Regions from separate parts of the Homo sapiens genome. Here regions 2 and 3 are each linked to region 1. The links are chromatin loops, found by intact Hi-C in ENCODE. Cell type or tissue: endothelial cell of umbilical vein. All regions are shown on one strand. Region 1 overlaps ARHGAP29-AS1 (ARHGAP29 antisense RNA 1). Region 2 overlaps ARHGAP29-AS1 (ARHGAP29 antisense RNA 1). Region 3 overlaps ABCA4 (ATP binding cassette subfamily A member 4).

Region 1 (8,000 bases):
TTGGAAAGAAAGGTTAGGAAGAAGCTTAACATCTGGCTAGCCAAGCCTTGGTTTTAGATTCCAGAGTTGATACAGAGCAATTCAGAAAAGTGTCTTTTGGATTTAAAGCATTGTTTTTGCTCAGGATCTCGAGTTACCTTCAAAAAATTTAAATAAGATAAGGCCACATCCTTGCTTAAAACATTCATCAACTTTCAATTCAATTCCATTCAACGGCTATTGATTGAAGACCTGGCCCTGAAGAACAGAGCCGGAATGCCAGGCCCTGTTCTAGATGTTGGGGATATGTCAGTAAACAAAGCAGACAAAACTTTCTGCCTCACCGAAGCTTAGAGGGAGGTAGGAGTGAGGTGGGGGAGACAAACAAGAAAGATAATGAATAAATAACATATTATTTCTGTGTTAGAAGGTGATAGATGCAATGGAAACTAATTGGAGCAAGGGGGTGTTGCAATTGGGACGGGAGGGACAGAGGAGGCCTCGTTGAGAACGTGGGTGGAGCAAAGGCTTGGAGGAGGTGAAAGGTGTGGCCATGAGACCATTTGGGAGAAGAGGAAATGCCTTCCATATCATGACCTCACCCAGCACCCTCTCACCCTGTGGCCCTCCCACACGGATCTCCAGCAGCCCCTGCAGTCTCCTCCCCACCTCCAGGCTTCACACACATTGTTTCATCCTCAGGACTGTATTTTCCTTCCCTGTCTCTTGACCAACTCCTCATCCTTCCGACCTCAATCTAAATGCCACCTCCTCTGGTGGGCTTTTTTTTGCTGCCCCTCATCCATTATAACTTAGATGCCCTGCCACAGTCATAGCCCTCCCTTCAGATACTTAATAAATACTGTTTGAATGAATGAACAAAGAAAAGGGCTCAAAGCGGGTGTTGAGGACAGGGATTCTGACTCATTGATTTATCCCCAGTGCTGGGCACATTGTTGAAGGTATTTGGTAGACTTTATCTTCATAAATAAGCTCCATTATCAAGGATGGATAGAATGATTATGTTATGGCTTACTTAAATTTAAGCATAATAATACTATAAACAAGATTTGTTAAAGGGGGAGTGAAGCATTAAATTGTGTTACGGGGAATGAATTCCCTCCTTCCTTCACTTTTTCCAATGAAGCAGGCCTTGGTTTCAGTCCTTGGCCCAGACGAGCCCTTTTCAAGGAACATTTCCCACCAGTGACGGTGCCTTCCTGTCTGAGATCAGCATGTCCTTCAATTTATTCTGCAACTCAGTCAAATTAATTAAAACTAGATTTGTCCTGAGAGTTTGTTCGTTAAGATGTCACTGTATATCAAATTCCCAATTATCTGGGATAATTAAAACATCCTAACTTTTTCCCCGAATTATTTATACTTTTGGGAGTATCCCCTTGTAGGGTTCAGGACACACTACCCCAAAATATGGCACCTTGGCACTTCAGAAAACCCCAGAGGCAGGAAGGTTACTCTCACCTTCCCCTTGCCTTTCTCTTAGAAGCAGGTCATAAAACCTTCTTTCCAGAGGTGCCCACCCTGTAGCCAGGGGGAAGGAACGTCCCTGTCTTTGAAGACACAGAGACACAGAGAAGAATCTGAACAAACAAGCCTTGCTAAGTTCCCCCTAGTTTATTAGCATTAGATCATACAGTTTTGTCTAATCATCTCCACAATCATCCACTTATTCATCAAACTTAGCATAAAAACCCACAGGTTTCTCTGTCTCTTTGGATCTTCATTTCCGAAGCTATGCCATATAAAACTTACATATTAAATACATTTATATGCTTTTCTTTTTTTAATCTGTCTTTTGTTATAGATGCCTCAGCCATGAACCCAGCAATGAGTGAGAAATTTTTCCTCCCTTACACTCCAAAGGTATATTTTTATTGCTATTTGCTCAGGAAATGCCATAAGGATGATTTAACGATTTCAAATCACCACCTCATTTGACATGCATTTTAGGTAACATAAAAATCATGCAATATGATTGAAACAAAAGAAATTAATTAGAGCAAAGAGAAAAATACAAGCAAGGCAGTAAAGTGAAACAAGAAATAAAACCACTCACCACTCACGACACGGAAATTCCAACTGTAAAGACTCAAGTCTTTTCTGGAGGGGGATCACACATTTGGCTCTGAGCAATGAAGAAAACAGACAAGTTATAGGATTCACAGTGTTTTATAACATACATACCACGGTCTCAGGAGCCTTAAGACCTGAAAGACGTTTCTCCCATATGTCCTCAAAAGGGACACTGATGTCATGAATGACACTTAAAGCAGATGAGTTTCCAATAGCTGTTTCTTATGGTATCACTCCAGGAGCCTTTAACCTAGGGCCTAATGACAAAGTGAGGTCCTTTAAAATTCAGTTCTCTGAGGGAATGACATGATGCAGTTCACAAATGAAGTTTTTTAAGTATCTGACTTGATGCACAGATAAAGTTTAAAATATCTAAAATATCTAAAAGAAGGCCAAGTGTTGTGGCTTCCATTTGTAATGCCAGCACTTCAGGAGGCCGAGGTGGGAGGCTTGCTTGAACTCGGGAATTTAAAACCAGCCTGGGCAACATAGGGAGACCCTTTCTCTTTAAAAAGTGTAAAAATTAGCTGGGCATGGTGGCTCATGCCTGTGGTCCCAACTACCCAGGAGACTGAGGCAGGAGGATTGCTTGAACCCAAGAGGTCAAGGCTGCAGTGAGCTGTGATCACCACCACTGCACTCGAGCCTGGGAGACAGAGTGAGCCTCCATCTTGAAAAAAAATAAAAGAAATAAAAGAAAAAGGAAAGGAAAGGGAAGGAAGGAAGAAAGAAAAAAAGAAAGAAAAGAAAGAAAGAAAGAAAAAGAAAGAAAGAAAGAAAGAAAGAAAGAAAGAAAGAAAGAAAGAAAGAAAGTTGGATGGCCTGCATCTCTCCCTAAATGTTGTTTTCTCCAATCAAACTTCCATAAGAATTAAGGAGCAGAGAAGTCAAGGATAAATTGTCTGGCAGGTACCCAACAGCTGAAACTCTATACTTCTGATTAGATGCGGATGTACACCTAAGAACTTGGCATCCACTTGTGAAAGTGAAGGTTCCTAACCAGGCCATGTACTTGTATAGACCTACGTCCTCAAAGAGGCAGACCACAGTGTACCCATGGGTAGGGGCCAGATTTCCTTCAGGAAATAGTCCACAGTTGCTGTAACATGACAATAAATGAACAGCCAAGATCCATGGAGTGGCCATGGTGTGGGACATAGATAACAACCCTCCCACCAACATTAGACACTGCACAGTTAGTTTTCTGTTATCCTGTTTTGGTTTTATCATGTATACCTCCCCACCCATTAGAGTAGTTAGTTGAGAATTGACTGTTAAAAATGAAATCAACCTGCCGAGAAAAAGTCATGTTGGATGAATCACTGGGGCCCTAGGCTGTTGGCTTCATGTTTAATTTGGATGCTTCCCAATCCAATCTTGAGTAGGTCACCCCATATAGCTTCCTCCATCAGCAGGATGATTTTGTTTTAGAAAATATGTACACTTGGTAAACTGTCAAAGTGAGTTGTACATATGGTATGTGTTGTTCAGAGGGAGAAAATATTTTCAGCACTACTTGAAGTCTTTATACCTGACAATGCATTAAGAATTCAACACAATAATCTTATTGTTTTAGCTGTTGCTTTTACCATTACTCATGCAGCATGACTGGGAAAAAAATTAATGATCCCCCCCACCCCCACAGTGTTTGGTGTGTGTGAGTTTAAAAAAAAAATCTTTTGGTTTGGGATGAATGCGTCGAACAATCCACCATCTGGTGTACAAATATTTTTATAGACACGAATCCAAATACCACAAAATCAGTGCCATGGCTCAGGTTCTGTGAATCTTTTTCTGAGGCAGACTTTTTATTAAATATGATTATTCTTGAACTATGAGACTCTCTGCAGGAGCATTAAGATTTAGCCTTGAGAACAAAACTCTTTATGTTGACCAATATTTTTAAAAAGATGGAAAGAACTCTCTCTGGAGCTAATTTCAAGGAGGACAAAAAAGAATTTTGTTTTTGTTTTTGCTTTTTTGTTTACATACTAAGCATATACAAACTGAATCAGTGACAACTTCTGTTACATTCCTGCTGTAATCCTGGCTAGTGGAAGAAGATAAGATATCAGTAAGCTCTGCGGGCATCAAGTTTCGGCCCTGTCAGGTGTAATCAGAACCCTGGTCTTAAAACGAAGGCCTCCACTCCACCTCCTCAGGCAGAGGACACTTCATTCCCCAGCCCCAGGCACTGAGAGGAAAAGGAAGGATCCATCCTGTAAGAGCAAAATAAAACAAAATAGCAACACTGGGTTTGTGCGTTCCCTTTAACTCTTGACACCCTGGAATTAATGCAAAGTGGTCTGTATTTAATATCGAATTCCCTCCCCTCACAATGCGATAATGACAAGAGATTTTTAGAAGGCGTGGAAATTAAGAAATTTTAGAAAATTAAGATTCTCCTCTGAACCTAATGTAAAGAAAATTGATGAGTCTGTGCATTTGATGGGATTCCTAGGTCAGCACCATGTCGTGAAGACATTTTCTGAGATAGTGAGTTTGCTCAAAATGTCACTCCAACTTTTAAAGCATGGAGAAAATTGCTTGTCAGTGAATGTACCACTCAGAGCAAAATAGAATTTTTATTGCTAGATTTCCTTTCAAAGTTAAAAATAAGGATAAACAGAGCCAAACGGCTGTTTGGGGGAATGTAGTGATCTGGGGAAGAGAATGATGGCATATCGTTGGAGCTTCCAGCTTTGCTAGTGGAACTCATTGGAATGTCCATGAAAATCACCACAGAGTTCAGACATAGTTCTTAACTGGCAAAACTGTCCTAAAATGACTGGACTCTGATGCAGCTGCCTTGGGAGAAGTGGGAGAAATAACAGTCCCACTTCAGCGATCTGCAAACTAAGGTACAGTGGAAATTGAGCGGTCGGGCAAGGGTCACCAAAACTCAGTGGTGAGCGGGAGACAGGCCCAAAGAGCTGAGGAAGTGTAAACTCCAGTGATAAGGCGATAACTTGAGGAAATTAAAACCCCGTAGTGTGGGAAAGAACAATTAGCCAAGACAGAGGGGCAGGAAGGAATACAGAATGAATTACAATCAGAGGAAACTAGCCAGCAACAAAAGAGATGAACTGGCGGGGGCGGGGCGAGAGGGACGGGAGAAGTGACTTAAGAATGCTGGCTTCTCTGGGTTCCATCACCGCCTTCTTGTTAGGTCGCCGTCGCTGCGATCATGATTTAACCCCTTCATGCCTCGGAGTGTCTAGCTCCAAGGCAGCTATCTTTATCCATGAAGTTCTTTGAGATTGTGCCACGAATATGATGAATTCCAGATAAGAATGACTGCATCATTAGTTTAGAAAAAGTTACCCCCGCCCCTCCAAAAAAGACAGAAGTTTAAGCTTATATAGATTAGCAAAATATTTCCATCAGAAACATAAGAAGGAACATGTAAAACACAAGTATCAGCAAATGCAGATGTTTTCAGACCAAGAAGAAAGTGTTCATGAAAATGAAATATTTTAAAGGAAAACATGTAAAAGTGTTTCAAACTGATTTTGATGACTATCAGGATGACCTAAGGGGATGAAATGTCCTATAACTAGTAGGAAATGATAGAAAAAAAGTATGATTGTTTTATGAAAATAATAATTTGCTTATTTTAAGTCAATGAGTTTGTCACACATGATTATGGGCACGAGAGAAGATATGCTATGAGCCCAAAATTAAATTGTCTTTTACTTCAATCCTAAAAATCAGCAGGCAGAAAGCTAAGAGGAAGCTCTTCTTTAATCAACCAAGATGCTAAAATCATGGAGAGAAAGGCAAAAAAGATAGACCACAGTAGCTAAGTCATTCAAAAGAAGGGGGAGAGTTGATTATGTAGAATGAAGTGGAATGAAGATGCTAAGTAGGAGTAGAAAAACATGATACTATAACAAAGGGTTGATTGAGCAAACAAAGTGGGTAATAAGGCAAATTAAACATTCTTATAAATCCTGTGTCCAGGAAATGAATTAACTGCTCAGACTAATAAATGAAGAAGCATCACACAGAAGATAATGATTAAATGTCACCATGGGAAAACAGAAGGTTCCCGGTTTATAAAACCAGCACGCTTAAAAAGAAGAAAAGGGTGGGGGCATTTGAAACAATACTAAGAGGCTTTAAAAGTGAACTGAAAAAAAAATGTAAAGTAGACAGTGATGGAAGGACAGCCTTAGAAGACACCTCAATGATACAAGATTCTTTAAATATCTTAAAGGGATTGTGGGTAAGGAGGAGCATCCAGGAAATTGAAACATTAAACTTGGGTTTATTTTAATTTATTTTACTTTAATTTTTTGGTCTTGCCTTCATGAGGCCAATAAATGTACCAGAAATGGAAACAGTATCAGAGAGTGATAAATTAAGAACAATGAGGAATTCGCTTCCAATAAATTAAGTAACTCAAGAAAAGACAACTCCTGAGTGGGAAGAAAAAGCTGCAGAGATTAATACTGCCTTCATGCAGCATTTGGATGGCTCCTAGGAATCATAAAGATACCTGGGGAAATCAGAGCCAAGTAAATCTAGTACCTTTCAAAAAAAAATGGACTACGGAGGAAGCAGAAAAATGCTAGCCTTGCAACTCGGGAGCAATTGAAATATTTAAAGTATAGATAAAGCAACCAAGGTGGAATTACCAAATACCTAGAAATATATGAGTTCAGCAGACAAAACAATCAAATTTTAGGGAAAGTGACCTCCGGAATAAAATCCTTATAGAAGTTTTCAGGCTTTTGAATTTTGGCCACTATACTACAGTTTATAGAGAAGATGAATAAATGGACATCTATTAGCAACATCATGATATTCTGCAAATGGCATTTGTTAACTAACATCATAGAATACAGATTGATAAGGAGGAATTGGAAGAGATTAAACAGTCCTCTCCCCCTGGAGGTGCTGACATCAGCATAGATACAAAAGTATCCATAAGCGTAGGCATCCAATGACCGGAAAGCTAGTGGCATCTGTCACACATGCATTGTACAATTGCAATGCATTGTATGCGTGAGCAAGAGCATCTCAATCTCAGATTCATTTAAACAAATAAGTCATCACAGAAATAGTACCTATGAAGAAATCCTTGAAGAGGTTTTGGAATGAATGGTTTGCTGGGCAGGCAGGATATTTCTGATACAAGAAGAGCCTCTGAGAAGGCCCACAGCCAGGAGTGGGAAATAGGGCTGAGGAATCATGAACAGGGCTGACAGAGCATAATATTCGTAAGAAGTGATGGGAAAGATTAGGTAGCCTATAGTAGGAGACAGATTTGAGCATGGGCTTTGGAGTGAGACAACCTGGTTTGAAGCCTAGCTCCATAGTGGTATAATCTCTCCCCCACCCCCACCCCCACCCTGACCTCTGTGTGCTTTGGTCTCTTCATCTCAAAATTGGAATTTTAATATACTTACCTTAAGGATTGTGCTAAGAGTTAAGTGAGATGTTCTGTGTTCAAGCACCTAGAAAAAATAAGAACTCCAATATTAGCTATTGCTGTGAGTGAATTGTAGTCAGTCCACAGATGATAACACTCGCCTTCCTCATTTCCTTGGGGTCATCTCTTTTGACTTTCTGCTGCCTTTTCAAAACTTTTACACTGTCTAAGGACAACAGCCCTACCTGGCTCTCTCACTCTAAGAGATGGTGGGAAGGACAGTTTCACTCTCGATTTCCCTGTTCTCCCCTCAAAACACACTCTTTCTTCTTAGCCCCCTCTGCTGTTTCTGAGAACACAGTGCCCCATTTCTTTCCAAAGCTAAAACCTCTCTGGCAACAGAGAACCCGACTGTTATGGATTCAGCAGTTGACGGTTGACCTCCAGCAGGTTGGTGCTCCATCAGTAAGCCCATTCCTCTCTCCCAGCTGCAGTAACTCCTTCCTGTCAGCCTCCAGCCCTGCTCAAGTCTTCTCTGGCTCTGTGCATT
Region 2 (8,000 bases), 61 kb before region 1:
GCTGTGCAGCTGTTGAGTGTTTCCTGACTTCCTTACAACCTCCTGTGTATCCCTGCAATGCCACCTTCCTAATTCTGCACCCCCATTAACTAAGGTAAATGTGTCTCTGTTCTTGAAACATTAAAAAACCAGGCCATGAAACCACCATCTCCACTACCGAATTCCATCAGATTGGACTTTTTGGAAACTATCCAGAGATTCTGAATGTACACTCTCCTCTTAGACATCAACACTTGGAAAGTCCCTTACTATTGCTTGGCCAGACCTTCTTACCTCAGCTCTGTAGCTTCCCCTTTTCCAGTTCACCTGCTGCAGAAGCTCAGACATGCTTTATAAATCAAGGCACATAGGTTATTATAACACTGATCTCATTTAATGTAATTTCATCTCCATAATTGAACATAATGAAGTAATAAACACTTATTTGTGTTTACTATCACAAGTTTGGGTCTCATTTGGCTTTACTGTGTTATGCGTGCAGGTCAAGTGTAGCTACATCTCAACAAAATTAAGACGATTTTGTAGTTTAGAAGTAAGGTTAAGATTTGGAGTCTTGAAATGATCCTATGCCTAGAAAACTCCATAGTCTTGACCTGAACGCTCCTTAAGCTGATAAATAATTTCAGCTGTCTCAGGATACAAAATCAACATACAAAAATTACTAGCATTTCTATTCGCCAACAACAGTCAAGCTGAGAACCAAATCAGGAACGCAATTCCATTCACAATTGCCACAAAAATAATAAAATACCTAAGAATACAGCTAACAAGGGAGGTGAAAGTTCTCTACAAGGAGAACTACAAAACACTGCTCAAAGAAATCAGAGATGACACAGACAAATGGAAAAACATCTCATGCTCATGGATAAGAAGAATCAAAATCATTAAAAAGGCCATATTGCCTAAAGTGATTTATAGATTCAATGCTATTCTTATCAAACTACTGATAATGTTCTTCACAACTAGAAAAAGCTATTTTAAACTTCGTATGGAACCATAAAATGAGCCTGAATAAGCAAGGCAATCCTAAGCAAAAAGAAGAATGCTGGAGGCATCACACTAGCCAACTTCAAACTATACTACAGGGCTGCAGAAACCAAAACAGCATGGAACTGTTACAAAAACAGACACATAGACCAATGGAACAAACAGATTGCTGAGAAAAAAGGCCACACACCTACAACCATCTGATCTTTGACAAAGCAAGCTGACAAAAACAAGCAATGAGGAAAGGACTCCCTAGTAAATAAATGGTTCTGGGATAACTGGCTAGCCATATGCAGAAGATTGAAACTGGACCCCTTCCTTATACCATATACAAAAATCAACTAAGGATGGATTAAAGACTTAAATGTAAAACTCAAAACTATGAAAACCCTGGAAGACAACGTAGGCAATACCATTCTAGATATAGGAGAGGGAAAAGATTTCATGACGAAGATGACAAAAGCTATTGCAACGAAAGCAAAACTTGACAAATGGAAATTAAACTAAAGAGCTTCTATACAGCAAAATAAACTATCAATAGAGTAAACAGAACCTACAGAATGGAAGAAAATGTTTGCAAGCTATGCATCTGACAAAGGTCTGATATCCAGCATCTATAAGGAACTTAAGAAAATTTATAGCAAAAAAACCAACAACCCACTTAAAAAGTGGGCAAAGAACATGAGCAGACATTTCAGAAAAAGATATACATGCAGCCGATAAGTATATGAAAAAAAGCTTAACATCACTGATCACTAGAGAAATGCAAATCAAAACCACAATGAGATACCATCTCACACCAGTCAGAATGGCTATTACTAAAAAGTCAAAAAAATGACAGATGCTGGCAAGGTTGCGGAGAAAAAGAAACACTTGTACATTGTTGGTGGGAGTGTAAATTAGTTCAGCCATTGTGGAAGACAATTTCTGTAAGATCTAAAAACAGAACTACCATTCAACCCAGCAATTCCATTACTGGGTATACACCCAAAGGAATATAAATCGTTCTACCATAAAGACACATGCACACATATGTTCATGTGCAGCACTAGTCACAATAGCAAAGACATGGAATCAACCTAAATGCCCATCAACGGTAATCTGGATAAAGAAAATGTGGTACATATATACAAGGAATATTATGCAGCCATAAAAAAGAACAAGATCATGTCCTTTGCAGGAACATGGATGGAGCTGAAGGCCATTATCCTTAGCAAAGTAACATAGGAACAGAAAATCAAATCCTGCATGTTCTCACTTATAAGTGGGAGCTAAATGATGAGAACACATGGACACATAGAGGAAAACAACAGACACAGGAGCCTATTGGAGGGTGGAAGTTGAGAGGAGGGAGAAGATCAGGAAAAATAAATAGGTAGTAGACGTAATACCTGGGTGACGAAATAATCTGTAAAACAAACCCCTGTGACACAAATTTACCTATATAACAAACCTGCACATGTACTCCTGAACTTAAAAGTTAAAAAAAAAAAGGTTTGGGGTCTTGTGCATCTGGTTTTCATCTGCAATCAGAAAATGCAGTGCTCTAACAATGTTAGACATCATGCAGACCACGTACTCATGCATAATTATGAAATATCACATGAGGAGGCAGAGCCCTTCAGTGTAATGAATTCCATTCCCTTCCCTATTTCCCCTTGGGTTTTACATAATATGTTTATATTTTCTGCTTATAATAATACAAGATTCATTTTAGAAAATTGGTTAGAATTCTAAAATAATATATAATATCACTATCCGTGATAGTGACTATTAATACCTCAGTATTTTTCCTTTCAGTCAATGTTTTCTCCTGTGTGGATATATGTAAATTTTTCACAAAATTGAAATTATTCCATGTACACCACTATGTACTTTGGTTTGTTCTGTCATTTTTCACTTAGCTTTTTATAATATAAACATTTTCCCATGCCATTCAAGAGCATGATTTAACGTGGCCACATAATAGTTCATCTTCTAGAAGTTCCTTACTTTAGCCAGTTAAAAGTTCTCTGCTATTGAGTGCTTGTATTGTTCCCAATGTTCTTTGGGTATAAGTAACACAGTGGTGAGCATCCTTGTTAAAACCGAGCTTGCATCAATCCTATTTCCCTAGTTGAGATCCCTAGAAGTGTAAATTTTGGGTCAAAGGCTGGGTATATTTTTATAACTCTTCGTACGTAATGCCAAATTGATCTCCAGAAAGAACAAACTTATTCACAATCTTGGCAGTAGCATATTGGCAGTAGCTGTAGTGAGATGGCGGTAGAATGGCCATCTGACTATGGCAACCCTTGATTTCTTTCTTCCATGATTTAGCACAATTCTCACTGAGCCTCAGGAGTTCTTTGGTTCCTCTCTGAGTCTTTCTGCATTAGATTCTGTGTTAATTCTCATCTCATCTCCATTGTTCATGGTTGGTGCTCAACCATCCAAATCCTGCACCTTCTGTCCCAAGACTGAGAAGACTCCATTTGGGAAGAACATCAACAGCCCTCCCCTACTAATCAGTAGGGGTCTGGAAATGGTCTTTGGCTCACAGGCTGAAACCTAAGACACAGATGCTTTGGTGTGTTTGGGCAGTGGTTCTCCCTAATGCCCCTGGATGCCCATCTGTGGCTGCCTTCCACTTGCTTCTTTTGGGCTCTTGAGTTCACTCAGGGGAGTCCCATCCTATGTTCTGCCATCAAGCTGATATTTGCTTTCTCTGCATCATCTCGGCCTGCCTTATTACCTGGGGCTCAGTCACCTGGTCATCTCTTGCTCTTCTCCACCTTCTACTAGATAGACTTCCCCAGATGATTTAGCTTTGCATGTCACAATCCTCCATCTCACCCCATCCCCGGTCTTTGCCAAGGCCACTGATCCCTTATGCTGATCTCCTGTATTAGTCGTTGCTTTGACTTTGGCACTTGTGAAATGGGGCTATATTTTCTATGCATTTGTTTAATCTTGGTCTCTTATTGCCACCCCCTCCTTTGGGTTGCCACTTCTGCCCTAGCTTTGCCCCTGACTCTGGTGACTCCCTTTCACTTTGGCTCAAGGCTTTACTATTCCCAGCATGCCCTGGCCCGTATGTTACAAGCCCAGTGAGAAACTGATACTTCAAGACTTTGCTTCAGAATATGAAAGGAGTGTATTAATTATGCATAGAAGGGCCATGGCAGTTTGCCAGCTGCATCTTAACGAACTCTATTCCACTCCCCAGACATCCCAGCCCTTCCCTACTTCTGTTAGGTCCTTCCTGACTCATTTTGTTGAAGCTCCATCTCTGGCTTCAGCATCCTGACTTGCTTCTGACCTCTGGCCCACCATATGATATCTCAGTGCCCAGTTTGGCTCCCCTTCTGCCTTGGCATTGCTGACCGGGTCTGGCTTCCCTGTGAGCTGAATCTATAAGCTGCCCTGGCAGGCATGACCTCGCATTCCTGATGGGCCTGCTTCCTCCTTGGCTCTGGCCCTGCTCCAGAAGCTATGTGGATAGGATATTTTAACCCCTCCAATTTCAGTTTTCTACTGAGAATGTGGGGCCTAATATGTGAGTATGGGCAGTCCAGTCTCAGACCATCCTTTTTCCAGCAAATCCTTTCCAGGGACATACCTTGGGAAGGAAAGTGGATAATAGGGGCAGCCACTCAGAACTGAAGAAACTCTAAGAAATACACCAGCAATTATTGCCTGGAATGCCCTGATCATCCCTCTATAGCGTGTTCTTACCCAGTTCTATGTTACCAATTTTGAAAAGCTACCAAGGTGCTTTTATCTAACAGTTGTGGGGGTCTCCCACCTTTCTACTGCTTCTGCTCCCCAGACTCCAGTGACTTTTTCCTTAGACCTATTGCTGAATGTCTGAATCACCCTGCTTCAAGGGTGGGGGTGACTGGTCACCTTAGTAGGTTCTACAAGGTGAGAGGCTGTGGGTGCTATTTCACCAGAGGGAATGGGGGAGCACCAAAATCAAAAGAGTGAGGATATGTTTCTTGGTTCATGGGAGCCAAAGTCCAAAAATCCATGAGTGTCTGGTGCCCCTCCACTCTAGCAGCTGCTATAGACTTGGCATAGAACAAGCATGTGATGCAGGGAGACTGGGAAGAAACATTGCTTTTGTTTCTGGGCTATTTTATGAGCCAGCAGGGCAAGGCACATGGTGGTGTTCTTTCTGGTCAAGCTGCATTTGATTAAAGGAAACCGAAATCTACTTAGGGTTCAGGCGATTAGAATAAGAGGAAGAGCTGGCCTTTCTACAGCAATGCTAGCAGGAAAATAGAAAATGACAGGCAAATGGACTGGCATGTCCAGAGCAGTGAGTCAGCCAGGCTCAAAAGCCAGGCATTGAATGAACACTGGTCACTGTCATTCTGCTCCTTCTATGGCATGCTTATTCCTTGGTTTCCTCCTGATTACAAAAAGACTAGAAACTCCTGGGGCCCGTGCTAGTCCAGAAACTCCTCTCAACAAATCAATATTCTCTCACCTCCAAATTATGTTGGGGAGTTATCGGAGCTTTGAATGGAGTTCTGAGTCTCTCTTCCTGATAGGGACTAATTTTTTCTGAATAGTGTGCTCACTGTGCTAACTGAAGAGCTAACTCCTTACCTCTTCCATCTCTTCTTTCCTTCCCCCTTCATGAACTGAGCCCCTTCATACTATGGCCTTTGCTTCTTTTCACCTGCATTGTGGTGGGGCTCAGGGTGTAGAACACAGAGAGAGGCTGGGAGAACCAACTCATTCCCATAACTCTGGTTCTAAAGAATACCATTCAGGTGGAGTACCTGTTAATCCATCCTTATTAAATTCATGGTAACTTATCTCTTAGTATTCATAGCCTCTCTAGCACTGAAGTTTTCCATCCTAAGTGACTTGAATCAAACTTTCTGATTGCCTTCACGTTCCAGAGACACATACACAAATCAACTATTTGCGAAAACCAATCATTATCTCCTAAAGGAGGCACACCTATTGACATTCTTAAAGCTTTACAACTTTGGACATCTTACATGTGAGGAAACTAAGGCTCAATGAGGTGAAGTGACTTACTTGCCCAAGGTCACATGAGTTAATGGTAGAGCCAGGACAAGAAGTCAGATCTGCTCTCAATCCAGGGATCTTTCTATTATGCTATCATGCCTTCCTCAGGATTTTGCTCATCTTTGGCTTATGCAACACTATATCTCAAGTTGAAATTACTCCCATAGCTTAGAAATAGGACAGTTGCCTCGTTAGCATTTTCTTTCTGCCTTTCTACAAAGGAGTCTCAAAGTACTATGGACTGTTAAAGTAGAAAACTGGGACCTTATGGGGCCATCTTAGCTCCTCAACAGGTGTGTTAGTAATCCCAAATTCTGGAAAGTCATTGCTGGTGTGTTCTCAATTAGGATGTGGTCTATAGTTTTGGTTTCCAAAGGCTACAGTGTCACAAGTCTTGCATATGGATTGTGGCCATGAATATCCTTGAGTGACCTATGTTAAGTACTGGGATCAGGTAAAAGTGTAATGTGACTGTCAAATCCTATTTTCATTTTTCTTTCTCTCACTCAGTTTTCTCATTCATAAAATGAGTATTCTTTGAGGTCACTGTATGAAATAATCCAGGAAAAAGGCTTAACACTGAGCATATCTAATAGTCAGTGCCTCCCAAATAATAGTTGTGAGTGAAAATTTAATTCACCTATGTTTAATCTTCCATTTTATACACGAATATAATAAAACATTGTGGAAAGATAGCATAACATAAATAATGAAATAGTGGGCTCCAGTGCCAAACAAATCTGGAATCGTATCCTGACCTGGCCACTTGCTAACTGTGTGATCATGGGTAAATTACATAACTTTTCCAAGACTCAGTTTTCTCATTCATCAAATGAGCATTACTTGAGATCACTATATAAAATAATCCAGGAAAAAGGCTTAACACTGAGCATATCTAATAGCCAGTGCCTCCCAAATAATAGTTGTATTATTGCATTCCTTTGAACTATCCCAGTCTTCACTATATAATAAGAGACCTTGGATGCTCAAGCTGCTAGATGAAATAACTACATTTTTTTGGCATATTGGTGGTGCTAATATTTGTTCTGTTACTTTTTTCCCCTTTCTGTAGCTCTCTTCATTATTTTCACATGGCAAACATAAACTTCTTCTGATAAACAAAAAAACTAGTAAATTTCATTATAGTTCTGTTTAATACATTTATTTTTAAAATTAGTGTGTCTGTTTTAATTTAGATATTCATTTTGAATATAGCCCTTGAAACTCTTAGTTTAATTTAAATATTTGTATTACATGGCAAGACCCATAGACAATATTCAATACATTGTTTTCAAAGATATCCGCTTTACTAAGTCCCTTCTCTTCTTTAAGTTTTTGTTCAAATCTTACCTTCTTAACAAAGCTTAATCTGATCATCCTATTCTGCAAGCTTCTACCTTCTCCTACACCTACCACTCCCCAGTCCCAGGAACTTTCACCCTCCCCTACTCCTGCCACATCCCCCCAGCACACACACACATTGGCATCCCTGAACCCACTTTATTCTGCTCAATTTTTTTTCTACAGCACTTATCACTGTCTAATATACTGCATACTTTTTATTGTTTATTGTATGTTTCCACATGGGTAAGGGTTTTTGTCTCTCTCTGTTTCTCTTCATTAATACTTTCAAGTGACTAGAATAGTGCCAGGGACACAGTAAGAGTTCAGTAAGTACAATAAGTATTGGTTGAATGTTTGTTGAATGAAGATACTGGCATATTTATTAAGCTAGATGTTCTTAAATTATCAAATGATTATCTTCTTCTTCTTTTTAGAAACTGGGTCTTGCTCTGTCATCCAGGCTGATCATAGCTCACTGTAACCTTGAACTTCTGGGCTCAAGAAGATATATATATATATATGTGCATATGATATATGATATATGTAGAGAGAGACAAATCCCTGAGCCATTAACCTCTATTTGTCTTCCTGCTAAGCCTAACTAAACTTTAGTAGTGACTATTTTTGTATGTATGTATATA
Region 3 (8,000 bases), 230 kb before region 1:
CTGTCAAAGAACCGGAAGAGACTGTAAGTTTAGTTGGAATGGAACTGAGAAACTATTTCTGGAAAAAAAAGTCACAGATCAAAATGGCAAACATCATCTCACACACACACACACACACACACACACACACACACACACACACACACAATTTCCTATGCCAAATAAGTTCTCTTAATTTTCCAAGTAACAAATAACTCTTCCATGTCACACATCACAACTGACAGCACTGCCAGCCGAAGTTCAAGGTCAGACTAGACCTCTAAGGAAGATAAGGCTGTGAAGGGATCTGCCTCTACTAACTGAGGTCAGTCTAAGGGGCCTTTAGGCCTTGATCCTGTGCTTAAGAAATTGATATAAGGTCCTAGGCAGCAGCCAAGATGATTCCGGCCCTAAGAGGTCTCTGCTTGGGTTGTCTGGGATCAAAACCATGTCTCTCCCTTGGGACTGTGTAATATTTTTTTCTTAAGGTAGAACAGACATGTTTATCACCTCCTAAAAAGTCTTGTTGGCATAGTATTTCTGATGCTTTGGATCAAATGTGTTCATCAAACAGATGTCACCCAACCGCACATGAAATGTCTTAAGCATTGAATGTTTTGTTGTTTTACTTTCTGTGATTCAAAGAAGACAATCTGGAAACAGTATTAATTTCTAAGTTGAGGATATACCTAACACAAGGGTAAATAAGTAGCCTCAGGTTCAATGTGTCTTTTTGGGGCAGACATGGCCTCTGCAGGCTATGGAAGGTTCTGAAGGGAGGGATGAGCTGCAGTCTTGAAGGCATGCAGACCAGAGGTGAAAAGCAGTTGAAGCAGTGGACAGAAGTGTGTGCTGCTGTGTTCAGTCCTGGGCTGAGCTACAGGAAACCCACATTTATCCGGGAGGGAAGTTGTTGCTAGGCAACTGGGAGAATGTGGATTTGAAGCATGTTTCTTGCAAACTGACAGTTGTTAAGCATCAAATGAAAAGGGAGGAAGCGGGCTTCAGTGGTGAGGGGGCAACCAGGAGGGGACACCCTGAGTGCTAGGAAATGCGTCATCAGTGGAGAATTCAGACTCAATCACTGGGGGGTTGGGGGACATGTCAAACGGTCTCTACCAGGAGGTCACAGAGACATGCAGTCTCCCAGAATGAGAGGGAACTGAGTGTCTCAACTAGAGGGTGGGCTCTTGGGTATGTGAACAGACAAGTTATGAGACTCTTTGGCTCAACAGAAACTAGGTCTTTTTCTGTCCGTCCCAGTATCTGTGGTTAATGAAAGCAAAACTGAGCTTGGAATCTAGAGGCAGCCAAAAGGTCACTCCATGAGACAGACCTTCTCCTAGTCTGGGGGGGTCTGAAGAAGGAGAAATGGGGAGCAAAGGGCCTCTCAAAAGAGGCTGTGCTTTTATAAGAGCAAAATGCTTTTTGTTCAAAGTGTTTTTCCATCTCTTCTCTAATGTGAATTTCATTACTATTTCATGAGCTGTGTAGGACAAGTCTTATTTTCTCGATTTTACGGATGGGAGGCTAAGATTTCCTTTAAATGGCAGCAAGTTAGGAGCCAACATAGAGCCAGGGCCCAGTCTCTCAGCCACTAAGAGATGCCTGTATGCCCCAGCAGCTGCCCAGGCCTGTGGTCCTCACGCCATTGGATCCTGTGCTCAGGGGCAGGGAGGATGCTGAAGGGGGCAGGGAGGATGCTGAATACTTCATAAACAGAGTTAAGGAAGAATCGGTGTATATTGAGACCGCTTACTAAAGAATGCATATTAGTGGTAGGTAGAAAAACATTTTAATGTAAAGGCTATTAACCTGGGGTCTGGCTTCAGCTGCTCCATGAGCCCCATCCTGTGTGTCCCTGTGAACTTAGTTTTCTTTAGGGAACAGGTCTAGAGCTGTAGTCAGATTCTCGAAGGTAATCCTAACCCATAAGAAAGGTTAAGAGCTACTGTTCTGTAGAGATAAAACATATCAGAAGCCAAAACCTTTCTTAAAACCAACTGACCCTGGAGAGAACCTGACGCCTCACACATTGGTGCACACATTGTAGGCGCCTAGTGCGTATTTACTGAACAAAGGCCAGGACCCCAGGACTCATTATCCTCAATGGCAGCCTTCCCAGGGGCCTGCTCTTGTCTTAAGTGACTTCAGTTTTGACTTCTCAGTATTTCTTTCTTTGTAAATCCATAAAAGAACATCTGATCTGTCATGAAAATAAGCCCTGGCCTACTGCCTGCCTGGAGCTGAAAAGACATCAAGGCAGGCAAGTGACAATCCAGCCAGTAGGCTCAATGTGCACGAAGGGGCCTCTCTTCTATTTCATTTTTATTTCTTCTTTGTTGAAATCCATTCACCCAGAGGATATTTTGATGGTAATAGGTAAAGATTTTTGTAGATGCAGGCAGAAAAAATACTAATGCTATAAATCAAATATATTTGCTGTGGCTTGAATATTTTCATAAAACCCCCCAAAAACAACAACAAAAACCTTCCTGATTTAGTTTTGTTTCCTCCCAACAGCCCTGCTGTTCCCTGGTACTGGCACTCAGGAATCACTCCTTTCTCTTCTCCCCTTCCCAAAACCCTTATGGAGAAGTGGGAGAAATTGGAAAGAATGAGGAAGTCATGACATCAAGTCATTAGTGGGACCTCACTGTAAAATCCTGTAGCTGTGGGGGCTTTCCCAGACACTTGACGTAGCAATATCCACCCGAAAGTTGAAATGCATAGGTGAAGTTTAACAATCTGCAACCAATGACCCAGGAGAGCAGCAACTGTGGCAACTCTCACTGGGTAGGGGGCGGTCCACCCACGCTTCTCCCCAGTGACTCAGGAATTCAGGGAGCCAGAGCCAAGAATGAAACAGGACATTGATGGGCGCATGTAGTCAGAACCCCAAGATTGGGCCCTTTTCTTCCTGGAACTCAACGTCCAGCCACCCCGTAGTCAAAGAGACACGGATAAAATGCAATCAGAAAAGTAAAAATGACAACAGAGCAGTGGTTGGGGGACAGAAAAGAAAGCTGAATCATGCCACACTGGAAGCATTTTCAAAGGAAAACCGTGAGCCCAAATGCCGAGGAGGCTGACTTTTCTCTATCAACAAGCATTTAGGAGGGGGAAGGGAGGGAGACTCAGACTTCCCAGCAGCATGGCAGGTCTTGGCACCCGCCTCGGTTCCCCTGCCGAACTTCCACAAATAAACATTCAAAGCAGAAGGGACAGATTTGCTTCTCAGCAAGATTTCAAAGCTGTGCACCAGAGTTGGAGAGAAAACAGGAAGGATGGTAGGGGGAAGAGGGGGAGGAGGAGGGGAAGGAGAAGGAGGGGCATGCATGCCTTGGGCCAAATCAGATGGGAAGCGTCCCAACCTCTCACCCGAAACTGACACACCATTTTTATGAGGTGCGAAACATTTCAGGTAGTGTTGGCACTAATAATACCTTGGGCCCAAGTCTGAGCTTCTGGGTTTCAAGCTGGGGGCGTTAAGCCTGCAAAGGCCGCAGGTGAAGACAAGCTCCTTCAGGTGAAACCAAGAGGGGCTATTAATAAATTTCCTTGGAGAAAATCCAGTCATTTGGCTCTTATTTCTCTCCCAGTCCACCTAGGTCACCAATCTGTGTGTGCGCACGCAAGTGAGCGTGTGCGATAGTGTGCAAATGAGCGTGTGAGTGTACGCGCGGGGATGGGTGGGATGGTGTGGGAGGGATGTAGTAAGGCCATGGGTACTGCCTTTGGATTGTTTGAAGATGACAACACTCACTTCTGATCTCCAAGGAACCGAGAGAAAACACAGCTGGTCTCAGTCGGTGCTAACCCCAGCGCCCCCCTCCGATTCTCTGGGCTCCACAGGTTCCCTTGTCTCGGAGGTTGCACTCACACCCCCAGCTCCTGACTCAAAGTGGGTAGATGCCGTCACGGTGGTTTACTGAGATTTTCCCTCTTTCTTTGTTAATGAGAACTCATTTGGCATTTAATAAAACCTTATTTATACACTGGCCTACGTGCGTATGAGAAACAGCCCAGAACAGAAGGCCCAGCATTCCCGCACTGCAGCTAAGCATGGCTGCGCGCCAACCAGCTGCAATAACAGCCGCGTCCCAGCGGGGCCCCTTCCCTGGCCCCGGAGCAACCCCTGCCTGCCTGATGCTCCTTTCAGAGGATCGGAGGGTCTGCCCTGAGCCTTTCTGGGCCTGCCTCAGGCTTGTTTTTCTAAAAACCCAAATAGGATGGGCCCAGGAGCAATAAAGGCAAAGTCCCATTTTAATGCCTGCAATTTCTTTCAGGTTTTTTTTTTTTTTTTGTAAATTTTTGTTTTTAGTGTAATCCATTTGTCAAATGGAAAAGTACATTTTAAAGGCACCAGAAGACTAGATGTGTCCTGCTTCGGTTGGATCTTTCTCCACCGAGACGGAAGCAGGAGTGAGAGGAGAGCAGGTAGGGGTGGTGCTCCGTGGTTAACTGAGGCCGACTACGGCAGAGCTTTCTCCTCTGGGCCATCTCCCGGTCCACTGCAGGCTCTGTCGCTCACCAGCTTTGTTAAGAGAACAGGAGAGAGAAAGCATCTCCACACCACGGTGGTCTCATGGGTGATCAAATGAAAGTTCTTTGGACCCTCAGAGGTGTGTGGGGTACTATTATTATGCGTGGTCTATAGAGACTGAGGTGGTAAATTAAACTCTAGGTCAGTGATTCTCAATCTTGGCCGGACATTGGACTTATCTGGGAAGCTTTTTAACACAGTGAAGTCAAGGCTGCACCCTAGGCCAGCTGACTCAGAATCTCTGGGAGTGGGGGCCAGGCATTTGTAGGACACATTGAATCACTGGGGAAGCTTCTAAAAGCTACCGCTCGGGGGGACAAATGCTGCTGGTGTTGGCCCTTTCTAGGCTGCACTGCTGTGAAATGTCCTGTTTGCTTGTCTCTGGTCTGGCTGTGAGTTCAGTGAGGGTGGAAGGTTCACATTTGGAGCCTTGGCCTCAGCACAGTGCCCGGCCCTTCACAGGTGCCTGATGCAGGTTTGAGTGCCTGCATACAGAAACCGAGAAAGCAAGCCCCCAGGACCCGTCTGAGGTCTGCAAGGGTGACAGGTCAAGGTAGCCCAGGGTTTGTGAATGCTAGCATTTGCCAAGGCAGCATGTGAAGACGTAAGGAAAGACTTGGTCTTTCTTGTCTGATAAAGAAACATTTGGAAGCCAGTGTCCTGAGTTTTGGTTCTAGTCTCCAATGGAAAGTTTTACCCAGGTGCCGATTTACCCTACTATCTCTGGCATTGACATCCCAGAATCAATGGTCATGTCCTGGGAGGTAAATTTACCTATACTGGTGGCCAAGGTGCTTCAAGAAGGGAAGAATGATGCTGCTCCCTTCATGGTGACGAGAGGATTGCACGAACCTGGGTACCCAGGCCCTGCCTGCAAAGCCCAGGTGCACAGACATTGCTCATTCTGCCCATTCTACAAAGCATGCGGGCCCTGGACACCTGAGAGGGAGCCTCTGGTGGCTCTGCAAACACCAGCACTGGACTCCTGGCTGTGCTGGTATTCAGCTGCCTGGAATAAGGGACCTTTGTTGCCTCACTCTTCTGTCTGATTCTGAAAACAAGTCAAGGAGCGTGTCTAAAATCAAGTTCTTTTTGAAACTTTGGATAGAGACATTTGGACTACATTGCTTTTTATTTTTCCTACAGTGTGGTGAGCCAAGAGACCTTTTCTGGGGTCCTGGGCTCTCACTGATGGTGGCATCCCTAGGCTCTGACCCTTCATACTCACTCTGGGGCCCCACCCTGACGAGCTGGGAAAATCGTAGAGTAACTTTCCACGGAAAGTCACACATTGAAGGGGATTAAGCGTGGACCGTGCCAGAAACTGCGGTGTCTTATTTCATGTTGCTTCATTTTTAAAAGCCTTCAGCTTGCTTTTTAAGACAAGCTGAAAGTGAGTTTCCTGGGACTTGAGAGAGCAGTCATGAAACAGACAAAACACAGTTCCTCAATCAAGTTCTTAGTGACTGACATTCCCTACAACACAGTTCTAGAAATTAAAATGTAGGCAAAAGAAAAAAAACATAATTCCATGCTAGAAATATTATATATGCCACCTTCTCTGAAGGATTCTAATTTTGAGTGTTTCTGAAAGTGTGGCCTACAATGGTCTTCATCAGAATCGCCTAAGGTAACAGGATAGATTCTGGGCCTGGCCTGGTTCTTCTGAATCACAGTGATTGGGGGTGGGGATTTAGCACTTGCATCTTTTACCAACTTCTCTGATGGGTTTTTTTGGTTTGTTTGTTTGTTTGTTTTTATTGAGACGGAGTCTTGCTCTGTCACCCAGGCTGGAGTGCAGTGGCGCAATCTCGGCTCACTGCAAGCTCCGCCTCCCGGGTTCACGCCATTCTCCGGCCTCAGCCTCCTCAGTAGCTGGGATTACAGGCGCCCGCCACCACACCTGGCTAATTTTTGTGTGTGTGTGTTTTTTAGTAGAGACGGGGTTTCACCGTGTTAGCCAGGATGGTCTCTATCTCCTGACCTCATGATCCGCCCGCCTCGGCCTCCCAAAGTGCTGGGATTACAGGCGTGAGCCACTGCGCCCGGCCCTCTGATGGTTTTTATGCACTTTGCAGTGTGAAAACCTCTGCTCTACACCTCCTTTATCTAATTCCTTCTCATCTTATCCTTCTAGCAAAGGAGGAGATATTTTCAGGTCCCAAGCAGTCTGTCTGGGATGCAGTTCTAGAACAAAGGGTTGAGCTAGATCAGGGCTTTCCAAATTTTTGAGACTATGAAACTTTCTCTGTCGTTTTTTCTCTCTAGAAACACCAACCATTGAGGTTGAGACCATTTCCAGAGGAAGAAGCATGGGGCCATCATTTATTAAAATTTATGAAATGTTTTGCGTATACTTTTCTTGTATAATTCCTACCACTCTGTAAAGTATTATATTTGTTTTATAGATGAGTACTGGGACCAGAAAAGGTTCAATATCTTACCATGATCACCTGGCTAGGAAATAGCAGGTCAGGGAGTCAAACCAGGCCTCCTCCTTCCTTTACCACTCTGTTAGAGGAGGTAAAGGGGATTATCCCCACATTTAGAGTGGACACAAACATGCCACAGCCACATACCTAATGGTGAACCTCATAGTGACTTCTGGGTCCCTGGGCCACTGTTCTAGAAATACTATCAGTTGTGATTTTTTGAGCCCTGGGAGCCTGGAGCTTTTGCAAGGATTGTCCAGAACACCAGGCTCACGCCCTCCCCAAGGTCAATTCGTGAGGCTCTGCTACCCCAGGAATCACCTTGCAATTGGCGAGCAGCCAAACCCCTCCCTTACCACACGGAAGAGCTTGAAGAAGTCCACGTTGGCATACAGAGTGTCTTCTATCCACTGTAGGGTGCCCTGGGAGAGGGAGCACAGGGCATAGCGCACCGTCTTTGCCCCGCGTCTCTGGCTGAAGATGATGAAGCGCTCCAGGAGGGCCTCGCTGCAGGCGATGTCCTTCAGCGCCAGGTCCGGGACTCCATGAGCGAACTGCAGGGAGAAGAGGCAACACTAGAAACTGCCCTGTGGTAGGAAAGACACCCACGTCCTAACCCACAGAACCTGGGAATACCTTGTGTTACATGGCGACAGGAATTAAGATCGCAGATGGGATTAAAGCCACTGATTAGCTGATTTTAAAATAAGGAGATTATTTTGGCTTTTCTAGGTGGGCCCCTGTGTAATCACAAGGGTCCCTTAAATGTAGAAGAGGGAGGCAGAAGAAACAGAGTCATGTGATGTGAGAAAGACTTGATAAGCCCCCACTGGCCTTGGAGATGGAAGCAGACCACTAGCCAAAGAATGTGGCGTGTCTCTGGAGGCTGAAGGAGGCAGGAAAATGGATTTTTCTCTAGAACTCCGCAGTAAGGAATGCAGTCCTGCTGATGCCCTAACTTTCAGACTTGTGACCTCCAGAACTGTAAGATAATGCATCTGTGTTGTTTGAAGCCACTAAGTTTGTGGTAATTTATGACAGCA

What was found. Peaks named below come from ENCODE experiments on the same cell type or tissue, not always from the same donor. Only the 100,000 strongest peaks of a DNase experiment are listed, where the experiment ranks them.
Region 2: a loop joins it to region 1, with 5 times the contacts of the local background. A loop is called at or near these places in 7 of 110 quality-filtered maps.
Region 3: a loop joins it to region 1, with 10 times the contacts of the local background. A loop is called at or near these places in 2 of 110 quality-filtered maps.

The regions. Positions count from the first base shown.
Region 1 is chr1:94,322,351-94,330,350 of GRCh38, forward strand. The region is part of intron 2 of ARHGAP29-AS1 (ARHGAP29 antisense RNA 1); the gene reads left to right. Among named protein-coding and RNA genes, the nearest start is that of ARHGAP29-AS1, 78 kb to the left of the region's middle. RefSeq lists an enhancer at 4,969-5,480. In endothelial cell of umbilical vein, CTCF peaks have their summits at 7,790 and 7,998; DNase peaks (open chromatin) are centred at 1,161, 1,971, 3,491, 5,081 and 1 weaker place; H3K27ac peaks cover 6,544 bases.
Region 2 is chr1:94,260,927-94,268,926 of GRCh38, forward strand. The region is part of intron 2 of ARHGAP29-AS1 (ARHGAP29 antisense RNA 1); the gene reads left to right. It also overlaps a transcript of ARHGAP29 not described here. Among named protein-coding and RNA genes, the nearest start is that of ARHGAP29-AS1, 17 kb to the left of the region's middle. In endothelial cell of umbilical vein, no CTCF peak of the experiment used is centred here; DNase peaks (open chromatin) are centred at 4,305 and 5,155; H3K27ac peaks cover 1,976 bases.
Region 3 is chr1:94,091,481-94,099,480 of GRCh38, forward strand. ABCA4 (ATP binding cassette subfamily A member 4) reads right to left here. Exons shown (of 50, transcript NM_000350.3): 6 at 7,314-7,511. Among named protein-coding and RNA genes, the nearest start is that of ABCA4, 26 kb to the right of the region's middle. RefSeq lists an enhancer at 1,790-2,342. In endothelial cell of umbilical vein, no CTCF peak of the experiment used is centred here; DNase peaks (open chromatin) are centred at 201, 921, 3,141 and 3,961; H3K27ac peaks cover 4,651 bases.